Regions from separate parts of the Homo sapiens genome. Here region 1 is linked to region 2. Evidence: chromatin loops called from intact Hi-C (ENCODE). Cell type or tissue: heart right ventricle. All regions are shown on one strand.

Region 1 (8,000 bases), 190 kb after region 2:
CCAGGCTGGAGTGCAGTGGCATGATCTCGGCTCACTGCAAGCTCTTTCTCCCGGGTTCACGCCATTCTCCTGCCTCAGCCTCCTGAGTAGCTGGGACTACAGGCGCCTGCCACCAAGCCCGGCTTATTTCTTTTTGTATTTTTAGTAGAGACGGGGTTTCACTGTGTTAGCCAGGATGCTCTCGATCTCCTGACCTCGTGATCCGCCTGCCTCAGCCTCCCAAAGTGCTGGGATTACAGGTGTGAGCCACCGTGCCCGGCCAGCATTCTCTTTTAAATTATTATTATTTTTTGAGACAAGGTCTCACTCTGTCGCCCAGGCTGAAGTGCAGTGGTTCAATCATAGCTCACTGCAGCCTCTACATCCTGGGCTCAAGCAATCCTCCTGCCTTGGCCTCCTAAATCCTTGGCTGGGATTACAGGCATGAGCCACTGCACCTGGCCTAAATTAAATTTTTTTTCCTAATAATTTTAGGCTTATAGAAAATTTGCGAAGATAGAACAAAGCATTCTCACATACCCAGTATCCAATTTCCCATAATCCTTTACACTGCCATGATGTATTTATCAAAACTAAGAAACTAGCATTTACACACTGCTATTAACTGAATTCTAGACTTTATTCAATTTCACCAGTTTTTCCATTGATGTCCTTTTGTTGTCCACATTGCATTTAAGTGTAGCAGTTTTAAAATACATCTGCAAATTCGGTAACACTCTTCCTAGAGAGAGTGAGGTCTGTATCCCCTTGCCTTGAAACTGGACAGGCTTTGGTGACTGTTTTGACCAGCAGAGAACAGTGGAAGTGACACTAGGTGACTTCTGCATCTAGGCCATACATAGTGGTTCAGATTCTGCCTTGCTCACTGAAACATTCACCCTTGAAGTCTCCAGCGTCATATAAAAAGGCCAACTGCCTTGAGACCGCCATGCTGCCAGGAAGCCAAGTAGCCAATGGAGAGAGACAACATGGAGAGGCCTTGAGACTCCACAAAGAGGGATGCTTACCTATGCTGCAGCCTCTCTACCTACCAGCTGCTCTGGCCTGGCCCTGTTCCAGCTTCACCCACGGTCAGACTGTAACCAAAGGAAGAGACCCTGAGCCAGAGCCCCCAAGCCAAGCCTTTCCTGAATTCCTAACTCACAGACGCTTTAAGGGATAATAAAATGATTGTTGTTTTAAGTGACTGCATATTGGGGAGTTTTGTTACACAGCAGTAGATAAGAAGAATATGACAGCTCCACCAGGAGATCTTAAATGAGGTATGAGGCCCATTCACATGAAATAACCTCCCAGACAGTCCAGCATTTCATTTTTCACACATTCCTTGAGCATCTATTGTGTACCAGGCACTCTACCAGGTGCTGGGGGAAGTAGGTGACTAAGATAGTTTCTGACCTTGAAGGTTCATAATCAGAAAGAAAAGCAGACAAACAAATGGCCACAGTATAATATGTTTAGTCAAAGTGTCATGAGACCAGAGAAAAGGGACAAATATTCCTGGGGGATTTGCTTGAGCTAAGAGTTGAAGGATGAATCAGAGTTTCCCATCGGGATAGGGGTGAGAGCACATGCTGTGTTTGGGGAACCTGGAATAGCTCTTCATGGCTGGAAACACAGGATTTATTTGCATAGTGTGCTTTTGTGGGTAGGAGTGGGTCAGGCATGGACTAGGAAGTAAAAGTGAAAAAGGCTCAACAGGGAGACTGAGGTCAAGTTTCCAGAGTGGAATCTGGGGTCACAAGTGGTATGTCATATCTGTTAGCCTGCATCTGATTGTCCTTCCAGAAACTTCCTAAGAAGATGATGTTTAAATGTTAGTCACTAAAAGGTGCCCTCAGGAATTTGGACTCAAAATATACATCCACTGCATGTAGCTTGATCTCCTGGAAGAATAAACTTTGTAAATGACCAGAGGTTAGGGTTTGAAAACTCTAAGAAAATCTGCCAAAGTATTGGCCAAGGGGTTTATGAGGTTTCTATTTCCATGGTTTGCCTTTTCCATGGAACCAAGTTTATGGAGGGTGGAGGTGGAGTGTGTGGAATGAAAGCATGCATCTTCAAAAGTAAACAGAGCTTTAGTGAAAGGAAATTGAATAAACTCTGTGAAGGCAACAACTGTGGACTGACATAGAAAAAAACGGAGTGAGGGAGAGTGAACTCAGGACTGTAGGAAAGTAAGTTACAGGAAGGGCTTGGCAGATGGGTCAGGGAACCTGGTGATTTGGACTTGGCAACTCGGCCTCAGTCAGACTCTTGCTGGGGCCAGTGCAGTCCCATCTTGTGTTTAACCTACTTTGAGTTTGTTTCTGTCCCCTGCCCACAGGAGAGTCCTGACCAATTCTCCAGGCTTATATATACTTCTTCATTTGATTGCCTTCAAAATGGTGGGGCTCAAGAAGACCAAATCATCTGCCCAAAGCCATACAACTGGTGAGTGGCAGAGCCATTTGACCTGGATATTCTGGTTCCAAACTTTGTTCTTTCCAGAAACCAGAGCCACACTGCATGCTTACTGCCCCCTTCTTACCCATCTTTCTGACAATCTGACTCTTTCTTCTCTCACCGTCTCTGCCAGGGAGAGATGGCCCATGCCCAGGAAGCTGCCCTGGACTCCCACAGACCCTGGACAATGGGCAGGAATGTTACTGTACAAGGTGATGTCTCCTCTAATTTTATTTCTCCAACTTAGACATAGGTAGAGAGGAAATAGCTCTCAGGGGCCATTCAAGGCAAGGCAAAGAAGGTAATATTGCTATAATCAAAGATTAGGTAACCAAGGCTCAGATAAGTTGTCCTTGGGCCAAGCTTTCAGAGCCAAGAAGTGGACAAAGTAGAATTTAAGACCCAGTCTCTCTGACTTCAAAATCCGTGATCTCCATGTTCAGAACTTTTGATGCATTATTATCATGACTGATGATAAAAACAATACAATTAGCTAATACTTGCATGGTACTTGCTATGTGCCAGGCACTGTCCTTATGCTTACAGTAATTATCTAATTTAATCTTCATGATGATCCTATGCTATATTTTGTAGGCAGAAAATGCAAAGCAAAAGTGATTAGAAATGAATCTTCAGGGTAGGTGATCTTTTACCTTTGCTTTTCCCCCTTCCTCTCTAGCTTGGCACCTTTTTTGCATCCTGTTTGTACTTGGTGGTCTGGGTAAAAAGTTGGGCCTTGGTGAATCTAGATAACCCCAGATAAAGATCTGTAATTTGCTTTCTCGCACCCTTCTGGGTTCAGTGGCTTCCATTCACACCCTCCTTATTTCTTAGAGTTCCCGGCCAGGGGACCTTTTCCATTTGAGTCTCATTTCCTTACCTGCCTTCCCACCTCCTCCTGGCCAAGACCAATCTGTCTTTTTGACAACTGGACACCTGCTGCCAAGAGCAATAATCCCCATGTGTACAGGGTGTTACCAAAGGGAACAGGGTGGGGAGAGAGAAGGGAAGGGCTTCCTGCCAGCAGCCCAGTGGGCAAGGGAAGAGAAGTTGGAAGGTTTATTGGGCCTGGAGGATCTATCCAGGGGAGGCAGGAGGGGCCAGGAGCAGCTAAGGAATAACAGAGGGTGGGAGAAGCAAGGAAGCAGCAGGAAACAGAAGGGCAGTTTACAACCGGAAAGGGAGGGAGGGAGGGAGTGATTGGAAGGGAGTGGTGCTAGCAGAGGAGGAAGAGGTGGGGGATGTTAGTTACATTTGTACAGAATTTCATTGCTTACACAGCTATTTTGACCTCCATTATTATACCAGGGAGCCTTCATGAGCCTGCCCATTTTGCTGAAAAGTAAGTTGAGGCTGAAATCATAAGTGGGTCATTGAAAGCTTGCTGGGCACCAACTACATGCCAGGTAAGGTCCCAGCTGCTTTTCTAATGCTTCACTGGCAATCCTCAAAAGCCAGCTGCAGGAGGAAGGTAGAAGTAGCTTCTCCTTTATAGCTGAGGAACAGGCTCTGGTTAATTCCCACATTTTAGAAATACGCACTGAGCAAGCACTGCTTCCCAGGGACCATATAAAGGCTGGAAGGGCATTCAGTGCCAACACTTCCCCTGGGCCAGGGTTGTCCCCAGGTCTTTGCACACATGTTTTTCTTATGTTTTCATAACCACGAGATAAACATGCTATTATTATCAACCACTTTTTACAGATGAAGAACTGAGTCATAGAGAGGCAAAATGGCAAGGGGGTAAGTTGTGAGTAGATTTGAACCGAGGCAGTCTGGTTCTAGAACATAAGGGTTTATCTATTAAGATTTACAGCAGTGAGCAAAGGAAATCTAGCTTTGTTCTTAAATTTCAGTGATCAACTCCAAGTATCATGTACTTTCCACTAAGCCAGATTGCCTTTCAGGCTTAGTGGGAGGGGTCATGTGCATGTCTCACACATAGCAAAAAGGGGGTGATTGTACAACACATGATATGCTGAGCTGAACACGTGGCCCCTTTCCTAAGTGCCAGGACATAGCCAGGCAATAGTACCCCACATCAGGATCCTAACAAATAAACATGTCAAGGAAGATATTATGGCCTCTCATTTCTTGCAAACTAACTAGGTCTTAAGCACTTGTGTCACCTAATGGCTCTGGGATAATCTCTATACATGGGGAAGTAGGATTTTGAAGTGGTCTAAATGCCAGGCTCAGATGACAAATGTGGCTTCACATTTTGGTTTTGACACTTGCTGCATTGGAACCTCCAGCTCATTGCCTGACCTTAGTCAGCTTTAATTTTCTACTATAAAATGGAAGAAATGTAGTACTGATTTTTTTAGGGTTGTTATCAGGATTAATGAGATCATGCTGCTGAAGGCTTGCGCCTTGTAGTTGGATGAGTGGTTAAATGTGAAGCAACATTAATATTAGGGTAAAGAACTTAAGTGCTGAACCATACTCTCTCTCTTTAAGCCCAGGCTTTGATACTTATTATTTGAGCGACTTCAGCAAGTTAGCCAAGGTCCCTGGACCTTAGTTCCCTTGTTTGTAAAATGGAAATACCAGCAACTACCACATAGGACTGCTGGGAAGACTGGGTGAGCTGATGCAGGGGAGACTCCCAATAGCCATTGAGATTACAAAGGAGGTGACCACTAGGAAGGAGGGTGGCTTCTCTCAACTCTGACTCTCTTGTCCTTTGCAATTTTCCATTCAGGCTGGAACCTTAGTAAGTCACCATCACTCAGCAAATATAGCCACTCATGGAATTTTGAAGATTTCACTAGTGTGGAGTTTTAAGAGGCTGTGATGGTTAATACTGAGTGTCAACTTGATTGGATTAAACGATGCAAAGTATTGATCCTGGGTGTGTCTCTGAGGGTGTTCCCAAAGATTAACATTTGAGTCAGTGGGCTGCGAAAGGCAGATGTGCCCTTAATCTGGTGGGCCCCATCTAATCAGCTTCCAGGGAGTACAAAACAGGCAGAAAACGTGAAAAAGTGACACCAGCCTAGCCTCCTAGCCTACATCTTTCTCCCATGCTGGATGCTTCCTGCCCTTAAACATCGCACTCCAGGTTCTTCAGTTTTGAGACTTGGACTGGCTCTCCTTGCTTCTCAAGCTTGCAGACAGCCTATTGTGGGAACTTGTGATTGTGTAAGTTAATACTTAATAAACTAATAGGGTATATATGTATATATATGTGTATGTGTGTGTGTGTGTGTGTATATATATAATATTATTTATATATAATATATATATTATATATATATATATAATATATATTATATGTTATATATTATATATAATATAATGTATATTATATAACATATTATATATTAATATATTATATATAATATATTAATATATAATATAATAATTAATATATATATATAATATAATATAATAATATATATATAATATAATATATTATATATATATCTCTCTCCTATTAGTTCTACCCTCCTAGGGAACCCTTACTAAAACAGATTTTGGTACCAGGAGTGGTTCTAGAGGAACAGAATATTAAGGATGGCATTCTCTCATTGGTTTTGGGGTTTCTGGAGTTGGCTTCTTAATACGATTAGACCCAAAAATGCTACGGACTTGACTTCTAATAGTATGGAGAACACTGATAGTCATTGACATGAACTGTTTAGAGAGTTATGCAAATAAATGCATTTAATGCTCATGAGAGGCATAGAGTTTACTGACTCTATACATAATATCTTTGACCATATGTGGAGAACCAAGGAACATAATGAAGCTGGTTGGTTACTCCTAAGTTCAGTGGACAAAGTGATAAAAGAAAATGATGAACTCAGGGATTCTGTCTCCCACCTTCAGAAACAGATACTGAGTCTCAAATATGCTAAGATTGCCCTAAGTAAGAGTCTATTGCCTATAGAGAAAGAGCTGAAATTGTGGAAAAACAGACACAATTATCCCCAGACACTCTTATCATGCAAGTGACTGACCTGCAACAAAAGGTGCATGCACAGCTTCGCCAGGTGTCTACTATTAAAGTGAGGACATTGATTGGAAAAGAATGGGACCCTGCAACTTGGAATGGGGATGTGTGGGATGACCCTGATGAAGGTGAGGACACTGAGTTTGTAAATGCTGATGAATCTTTTTTGCCAGAAGGAACAGCTTCCCCATTTCCAGTAGTGGCAACATCCCCTCCCAGACCCATGCTGCCATCAGCCATTCCACCTTTGTCTGAGGAGATAAGTGCTGTGCTGTCTGAGACAACAGATAAATGCTGTGCTGTCTGATGGCCTCCCCTGAGGGAGTTGCCAGGCAAAATAATGTGCCAACACCAACACCCGTGTTTGCTTCTAGACTTATAACTAGACTAAAGTTCCAGCAGAACCTTAGAGGTGAGGTTGAGAGTGTGACCCATGAGGAGGTGCACTACACTCAGAAAGAACTGCTTGAGTTTTCCAATTTATACACACAGAAATCTGGAGAACAGGCATGGGAATGGATACTAAGGGTGTGGGATAACAGTGGAAGGAATATAGAGTTGGATCAGGCTGAATTTATTGATTTGGGCCCACTAAGTAGGGACTCTGCATTTAATGTTGAAGCTCAGGGAGTCAAAAAAGGTTCTAATAGTTTATTTGCTTGGTTAGCTGAAATATGGACTAGATGAATTAGAAGATGGCCCACTGTGAACGAGCTGGGAATGCCTGATCTCCCTTGGTTTAATATAGAGGAAGGGATCCAAAATCTTAGGGAGATTAGGATGGTGGAGTGGATTAGTCACTTTAGACCTACTCATCCCAGCTGGGAGGGTCCAGAAGATATGCCCTTGATTGATGTCTTGTGAAATAGATTTGTGAGGACAGCACTTGCATCTTTGAAGAGTCCTGTAATTGCTCTTCTCTGTGTGTCAGTTGTAAACGTGGGAACCACAGTTACTCAACTACAAAATTTAAATACAATGGGAATAATTGGATCCCAAAGTGGCAGGGGCCAAGTGGTGGCACACAACCATCAAAGGCAAGGTGGGCGTAGCTACCATAAAGGACAGCAAAGGCGAAGCAGCTATCAGAATAGTCTGACTCATGTAGAGCTCTGGCACTGGCTAATCATCTTTCACAGTGTTCCTAGAAGTGAAATTGATAGGAAGCCTACTGCATTCCTACTTAATTTATACAAGCAGAAAACTAGGTTGAATGGACAAAAGACTAATTTGGATTATAAAAACAGAGAATCATGGCCCCTCAATCAATTTCCAGACTTGAGCCAGTTTACAGACCCAGAATCCCCTTGAATGAAGGAGAGGCTGGGTCCCTTTGAGGAAGGACCTCACTACATTACAATTTATGCAGTGAATTTTTGTCCCATCTTTTGTCAGGGAGACCTCCAGCCTTTCACCACGGTAACTCTGCATTGGGGAAAAAGAAATGGTCGGAGATTTCAGGGACTTCTGGACACTGACTCTGAGCCGATGTTGACACCAGGGGACCCAAAACATCATTGTCATCCTCCAGTTAAAATAGGGGCTTATGGAGGTCAGGTAATTAACTGAGTTTTAGCTCAGGTTCTATTTACAGTAT
Region 2 (8,000 bases):
TGAGAAATAAGACTCTTGGAATTCACAATTAGAAGGACATTTACTTTCTTTCTGAATAATATCTCTCAACAATCCTTTAAAAACTTTTCAGGGCCTAGCACCCAGGACCTGACACTCAGTAGATGAGATATTTAAGAAATGCATGACTAGACATCTAATAAATTCCCAGCATTCAGCATTATTCAACCTTCCTACGGCTTCAGCCGGAAGGACCAACTTGCCATTTCCCAAACTGGCCGTAGGTTTTCATATTTCTGTGTTTCCTCAATGAGTTTTCCTTTTATGGGAAGGCCCTTTCCTACCTTCTCTCCCTGGCAAATGACTTCTCCAAAAGGTAATTCGTTCAAATGGTGCGTTTTGCCAGAAGCCATTCCCATCTGCCCCAGGTGATGTTGTTAGCACTCCCCTGTGATTCTGTTGCTTTCCATTCCATGCATCCCAGATTAGGACCACTCACCCATATGACATCTTTGTTCAAATTAGGGAAAGTCACCCCTCCTATTTAGCTGACACAGTCCTACACCAAGGCCTTGGAGAGAGGAGTGTGTGAGAGTTGTTGGGGAGAGAGAAAGAAGATAGAAAGAGAAAAATGTTGAATAATAACCTAAAAGGATATAGGCCTTCAAGTTTAGAAAACATTTTAGCATGTATTAGTGTATTAGATCCTGAATGCATGGATGTGAAGATAGTAGTCCTGTTACTTATCAGGTATATCAGACAGGTTTTCGTTATTTTGTAGGTGGGAAACAGACTCAGAGAGGTTGTTTGACTAACTTATGGTCACACAGCTCATGGATCTTAGAGCTGAGTTATAAATCCAGCTCTCTTCCCTGATCCCTGTTTGTGACATGCATAGTTTGGCTTTCAGAGGAGAGTGTCATTCCTCTTTAAGGGATGATCGAGAGAGCTGCCCCAGGAGAGAGGAGGGACTTCCATGTGATTGTTGCATTAGCTCAGCTCTGAATGGTTTCTTCTGTTTAATAAACCTTGTTAATTTTACTACTGCTTGTTCTTGGCTCCACCACACAGCAGTGGTTTAGGCAATATGTTCAAAAAATGTGCTAATTACAGGCTGTAATTTTCTTCCATCCTAAAATAAATACTTAGCATTTTAGTACTTGGAGAGGGAAATAGTTTAGTGGAGCTAGAAGAGTCACGAAGCTTGGGGGCTGTTGGGAGGGGCTGAAGAACATGGAAGCAGAATGTGCAAGGATAGAAAAAAATAGAAGTTTTTGGAAGGCTGTGGTGTCTGGGGTCTATTTAGTGGGAGTGGTGTTATGTATGTGGGTGTGTGCAAGTTTGGGGGATACTTGGGGGATGCTGTGCAGAGAGAGGCAGAGGGAAGGGGGTGCTTGCTACCTGCTCACCAAACTCTGTTCCTTCTCTTCCGTGGTGCAATTCTGTCATTCAAGAAGTGTGTTTTGTTTTGTTTTGTTTTGTTTTGTTTTTTGAGCTGAGCATGGTAGCTTATGCCTGTAATCCCAACACTTTGGGAGGCTGAAGTAGGAAGATTGCTTGAGCTTGGAAGTTCAAGACCAGCTTGGGAAACACCAGGCTTTCAGCAAATGCTCCTTGAGTGTGTGAAGTACTGTATTGAGCAGCATAGAATTGGACACTGTTGACCATATCATTCTTTAGTTGATGAGATCTGGGCCCTCATAAGCCCTCATGTTTGGACAGTGCCTCCTGGTTTACAAAGAGCTTCCTTGAACATGATCTCAGTTCAGCATCACAATAACCCTCTGAGATGAAAAGGGGTAGGGAAAGAACAGGAAGGAACTAACAGGAACTGTGGGAGTTCAGAATGAGGGATTATTTCTAGCTGCAGGAGGGACCCATAGAAGTCTCCTGAGAAAGTGGCATTGAGATGGGCTTTTAAAGAAAGGTGAGAGAGCAGAGAACAGTATTCCAGGTGGAGGCCACATCGTAGGCAAAGTCACAGAGATGTGAAAGCGTGGGTGTGTCTATGGGACTAGGGGAGGTGATCAATGGGGCTGGAGTATAGGCTGCCTGCAGGACAGTGTGGGAGGCCAGACTGAAAACAACCACAGGGCTCAGAGAGCAGCATCATTTCATTAGGATCATCATCTTCATTCCCCTCTTTAAAAACACACTTCCAGACCACTTGCTCTATGCCAGGCACTTGGCTAGGTATGGGAGACACAAAAGATATCATGTACAGTTCCTGCCTTGAGGGCATTTACAACCCATCAAGGAGAACTGCCACACACACACCAACCTTAAACGAAATGCGTAGAAGTTACTTGGAAAGTTTGCACTTCCATTTAACGTGTGCATGTTCAGAAGAATGGAGGCCTGCAAGAGTTCCCTTTTCACATGTACTTGGAGCTTTCCCTTGAAGGGCCCTCTAATTAAGTCTTTGGGGAGGCAGTGCAGCACAGTGGTTGCAACCACAGTCTCTGGAGTCCGAAGGCCTGGGTTGAAATTTGGGCTGCAGCACTGACGACCTACAACTCCCTGGTGGAGTCTTTAGTTCTCTATCCTTGGTGATATGGTTTGGCTGTGTCCCCACCCAAATCTCATCTTGAATTATAATTCCCATAATTCCCTTGTGTTGTGGAGCGACCCAGTGGGAGATAATTGAATCATGGGGACGATTTCTCCCATACTGTTCTCATGGTAGTGAATAAGTCTCATGAAATCTGATGGTTTTATAAGCAGAAACCCCTTTCACTTGGCTCTCTCTCTTTGCCTGCTGCCATCCACATAAGACGTGACTTGCTCCTCCTTGCCTTCTGTCATGATTGTGAGGCCTCCCCAGCCATGTGGACCTGTAAGTCCATTAAACCTGTTTTTCTTCCCAGTCTGGGGTACGTCTTTATCAGCAGTGTGAAAACAGACTAATACACTTGGTTACCTTGTCTATAAAATAACGATCCAAAGGCAACCTGGTTGATTGGGTTGTCATATCAGCTAAGACAATGCAGAAAAATAGTACCATGCATGATACCCAATTAACCCAATAGCAAATAAGTAAGCACGATGCTGCTGGCTGTGGCTTGCATACTGTAGCTGAGCCGAAGTAGAGTCTCTGAGCAAGGAGGGCACCATGGAACATGTTCTTCTGGGAGTCCCGCTCAGAAAGCAAAGCTGGGTGAGTGTGCAAGGTCGTTGTGGTGCTGCCAAGTCATTGTGGAGCCTCGCTAGCATATCTTGGCTTAAAGGAGTAGGGATTTCTTAATAAATCAGGTGTTTCTTGTAGACACTCCCCACCCCCAGCAGTGCTGGAATGTGCAGAGGATGTTTTGAATGTGTCACCACTGATAGTTACATGCCGTCCTGTTGCAGTGCGTTTCCAGGAGCTAAACCAAGGCCAGGGTCAGGGAGCCCAGCTTTGTGGCAGCGGATGATACATTCCTCTGAAATACACCAACTCCTTGAGAGCTTCCTTCAATTATACTGCCCCGCGTGAGTTTGCACACCCTCACACACAATTGGCTTTCCTCTCTTAGGAGTTTGGGATATTTCAAGGCTTGCTAATCAGCTGTGTTTATTAGATAGCCTTTGTTTTCCCCTTCTAAGACAGGAAGCTCATTAGAAACAAGCACAAACTATCAACTTTCAACCCAGAGTTGAAAATGTTCCCTGAGAATTGGGGATATTTTTCAAGGGAGTCATATTCAGAGGCACAGCCCAACTCACGGTAGCTAAGCTGACAAGTAGGCTCTAGGTAATCCACATTCCAAGGATTTTGAGGTTCCCATGAGATGAATGCTTTCCCTCCATGATTATACCTTGCAGCTAGAAATATAAGGAAAAGCTGGGGCAAACTATAATACAGCAGGTAGTGACAATGGCCCTGGAGCCAGATGAAATGGGCTCATGTTCTGGCTTAGCCATTTACTAATTATGTGACCTTGGGCAAGTCACTGACCTTCAAATTCCTCATCCTTAAATAGGGGTAGGCCGGGAGGGTGACTCACGTCTGTAATCTCAGCACTTTGGGATCCTGAGGTGGGTGGATTGCTTGAGCACAGAAGTTAGAGACCAGCCTGGGCAACATAATGAGACCCCGTCTCTATAAAAAATTTTTTTAAAATCAGCTGGGTGTGTGATGGTGTGCACCTGTGGTCCCAGCTACTTAGGGGTCTGAGTCAGGAGGATTGCTTGAGCCTGGGAGTTTGAGACTGCTATGAACTATGATTGAGCCACTATACTTCAGCCTGGGTGACAGAGTGAGACCCTGTCTGAAAAAAAAACAAGGGTGGTACTACCCACTTCATAGGATTATTGTGAGCTTTACGTGAAGGCCTTACGTGATTGTTAGTTATTATTATTTATAGTAGCTTTCATTTATTCATTCATTCCTTTACTCAACTGATACTGATTTGGTACTTTCTATGTGCCAGGTGTTGTGTTTGGTGTAGGAACTATGTAATAAAATGAGTTCTTGTCCCTGCTCTTGAAGAGGTCACCACTCAATGAGAGAGACAACATGTACACAGGTTTTATGAAGCAGTGTGAACAATGCATGCAACAGGCTTTGGGAGCACAGTGGAGGGACACCTAGCTCTAGTTGATGGTGGTTGTGGTAGTGATAGCCCAAGTGTACCACGATGGAAGTAATAATGATGGTGATGATGAGGATGTTGGTCATGCTGGTAATGGTTTGCTTGTAAGGATGGTAGTAATGATGGGGACTATGAGATGGTGGTGATGGTTGTGGTAGTAATGATTCCAGCATGATGTCATAATGATGACAGAGACATTTAGATTGGTGATAGTGGTGGCCATGATGGTGGTGACAGTGGTGATGGTTTACCATGAGGATGGTAGTGAAGATGGCATTGCTGCTGATAGTGGTGATGGTGGCCATACAATGGTAATCAAGATGTCAGTAACAGGATTGTAGTCAAGATGGTAGTAAACAATACAGTGGTGATGGTGATGGTGAGGGTGGCAATGGTGGTATTAATGTTTTGAGAAAGGATGGTACTAGAGATGGTACAGATGATGGTGACAGTGTGATGGTGGCAGTGGTAGCAATGACTGTGATAGGATAGCAGTAATGGTGTAATGGCAGTGATCATGGTGAGAGCAGGTAGAAGTGGCAGTGATTTGCCCTGAGGATGCTAGTAAAGATGGTAGTGATGACCATGTGGAGGTGGTGGTGGTGGCATGATGTGAGAAGACAGCTGTTCTCTTCCTACCCTTCCCAAGATTATGATTAAGAAAATCCCAAACATGATATTATTTCATCTGTAAATGTAAACTATATCTTTAAATTTAAATTTTCTAACTTTGTTGCTAGTGTGTAGACATGAAAATGGTTTTTGAAAATTGACATAAGATCTAGTAACCTTGTAAATCTCTCATCATTTATACTGATTTGTCTGCAGATTCAATGGGGTCTTCTACATAGACAATCATATCATCAGCTAACAGAGTTTTGTTTCTTTCTTTTTAATACTTATGCCTTTTATTTATTTTTCCTGGAGGATTATACGATGTCTTCCAGTTTAGTGTGAAAAAGAGGTAGTGAGAATGGTATCTGTCTTTTTCCTGATTCTAATTGTAATAATTCTAACATTTTACAAATATCAAATATTAAAATAATGCTTATTACAGGTTTAATAGGTATCCTATATGAGGTTATGAAACTTTGTTCTGTTGTTATCCTGGTTTGCTAAGAGATTTTTTTGATTGTTGTTTAATTATGAATATTTGTTGAATTTTATCAAAGGCTTTTTCTGTTTGTACTGAAAAGATTATATGGTGCTTTGGGCACTTCCCATGTATGACTTCAGAGTTGCGCAGCCTTAATTTTTTTCTTATTTCAGCCACTGATGCAGTGACCAATTTTGTGTGAGCACTTATCAGTTTCACACAGGTGCACCCTGACAGCAATTAACCTTTGGGTCTCACTGCATGCCTCTTCCTGTCTCTGTTGATGCGCAGTGGGAAACAGTATGAGAACCATTTGGCACTCACCAAAATTTATTCATTGAGAAAAAGGATTTGTCATTTATCTGTATAGACAGTGCTGAAATGCATTTTACGTGGCCATTCATGCAGTCCCATGGGCTTGCGTCACTCATGCAGCAGCGGCTTGATAATTTGTCTTGGTGTTAGTTTTCTTTCCTCTCTGACTCTCCTTTCTTCTTACCGCTCACTCTTGCTCTCTGGCTTTCATGCCTCAGAAAAGTACTCACACTTTATCCTTTGTTTCTGGGGAATTCAGAATATAATTTTTTTTCTCTTTTAGTCTATTTATGTGTTGAATTACATTTATAAAGTTTCTGATGTTAAATTACCCATGCATTTCCTTGGATAGTTCAGCCTGGTCACAAAGTTATAGTTAAAAAAATTTTTTTATTATACTATTTGGTTTGGAAATTTCACATCTGTGTTCATGAGTAAGACTGATGTATAATTTTTCTTTTTTAAACCTTCTTTGTCTGTTTTTGGTGTCAGTATTATATTAGCCTCACAAAATAAGTTGTAGAATGTTCTTTCTTTTCAATTACCTGGAAAAGATATTTGAATTTGAATATTTGAATGGTTTGTTCCTTGAAAGTTTGTGAAATGTATTCTATGAAATAGTTTGGGCTGGCTATTTTTCAGAAGGATTTATATTGCTGATTAAATTCCCTCAACAGTTATAAGATTATACAGGGTTTTGATTTCTCCTTGAGTCAGTTTTGGTTATTTAGCTTTCCTAGGAATTTATATATTTTAATCTATACGTCAAATTTATTAACATTAAATTTAAATGTATTAATATTAAATATTCACTTATTTTCAGTCTGTATGATAGTTATATTCCTCTTTTATTCCTAATATTTCTTACTTATATGTTTGTTTGTTTGCTTTTGATCAGGCTCACTACTGGTTTATCAGTGTCTTTAGTCTTCTCAGAGAACAAACTTCCAGCTTTGTTGACCTTTTTCCCTATGTTTTTGTTTTATATTATGTTGGTATTATTATTCTATTCTTTTAATAACTTTTTTAGTTGGTTGCTCAGCTCATTAATTTTAAGCCTTTCTTCTTTCCTAATATAAACATTTCAGGGTATAAACCTGTTTTGAAGTATTATTTTCATTGCACCCTGTGAGTATTAATATATAGTATTATTGTTACAATTGAGTTCTATGTACTTTTGAATTTCCGTTTTGGCTTCTCTTTTCCCCATGAGTGATTTATAAGTTTATTTTTATAATTCCAAGTGTGTTTAAATTTTTTATTGATGTCTAACTTAATTGCATTGTAATTAAAAAATATCTACTATAGGATACTCATTTTTAAAAATTCATTGAGACTTTAAGTACTGCATGGCAATTTTAAAGTAAATGTTTTATGTTTTATGTGTGTTTGAGACACACATCTTCTAATTATTGGAAGTAGGATTCTAAATATGTCTTTAAATCAAGCTTGTCAATGGATTGTTAGGATTTTCTGCATTTTTTGTTTTTTCATTTGCTTGATCAATCAATCATTGAGATGATGGTTTTGCTGATTTTCTCCCCATAGTTCTATTAATTTTTGATCTATATAATTTGAGATTATTTTAGTAAATATGTGCATGTTTAGTATTGTTATATTAAAATGGTTAAACTTTGTAGCAGTCTGCACTTCTCTATCATTGTACTTACACAGTCTATTGTAATTACCTAATTATAAGTTCACATCTCCCACAGACTATAATTTCTGGGAGTTCATGCAACAAATCTGAATTGTTCAGCTAGCACAGTGCTCAATTAATAATTGTTAAATGAATGGATGCGTGAATGAATTGTCCTTTACCTTTCTGATATGGCAAATGATTAACACTGGATTATATATAATGGAATCTCTTGTTTTGTGCCTAAATATATGTAGGAGTGTCAGATTTGCAATGCATATGAAGCTAGATCTCAAACATCCATATCTTGGTGTAGAAGGCCTCTTCATTTTACAAAGAGCTCATCTGCTGAGGCATTTCTTGTTACAGAATTTTGATGGTGACTGTGTTTCCACTTGGTTGACAATCTTTCTTCCTA

What was found. Hi-C counts contacts between places; a loop is a spot of excess contacts. Peaks named below come from ENCODE experiments on the same cell type or tissue, not always from the same donor. Only the 100,000 strongest peaks of a DNase experiment are listed, where the experiment ranks them.
Region 1: a loop joins it to region 2, with 6 times the contacts of the local background. A loop is called at or near these places in 2 of 110 quality-filtered maps.

Annotation. Positions count from the first base shown.
Region 1 is chr12:105,673,464-105,681,463 of GRCh38, forward strand. No RefSeq gene overlaps it. Among named protein-coding and RNA genes, the nearest start is that of CASC18, 27 kb to the right of the region's middle. In heart right ventricle, no CTCF peak of the experiment used is centred here; a DNase peak (open chromatin) is centred at 3,468; H3K27ac peaks cover 4,415 bases.
Region 2 is chr12:105,482,194-105,490,193 of GRCh38, forward strand. LOC105369958 (a long non-coding RNA gene) reads left to right here and starts at 7,509. Exons shown (of 6, transcript XR_007063438.1): 1 at 7,509-8,000. In heart right ventricle, no CTCF peak of the experiment used is centred here; a DNase peak (open chromatin) is centred at 3,288; H3K27ac peaks cover 2,086 bases.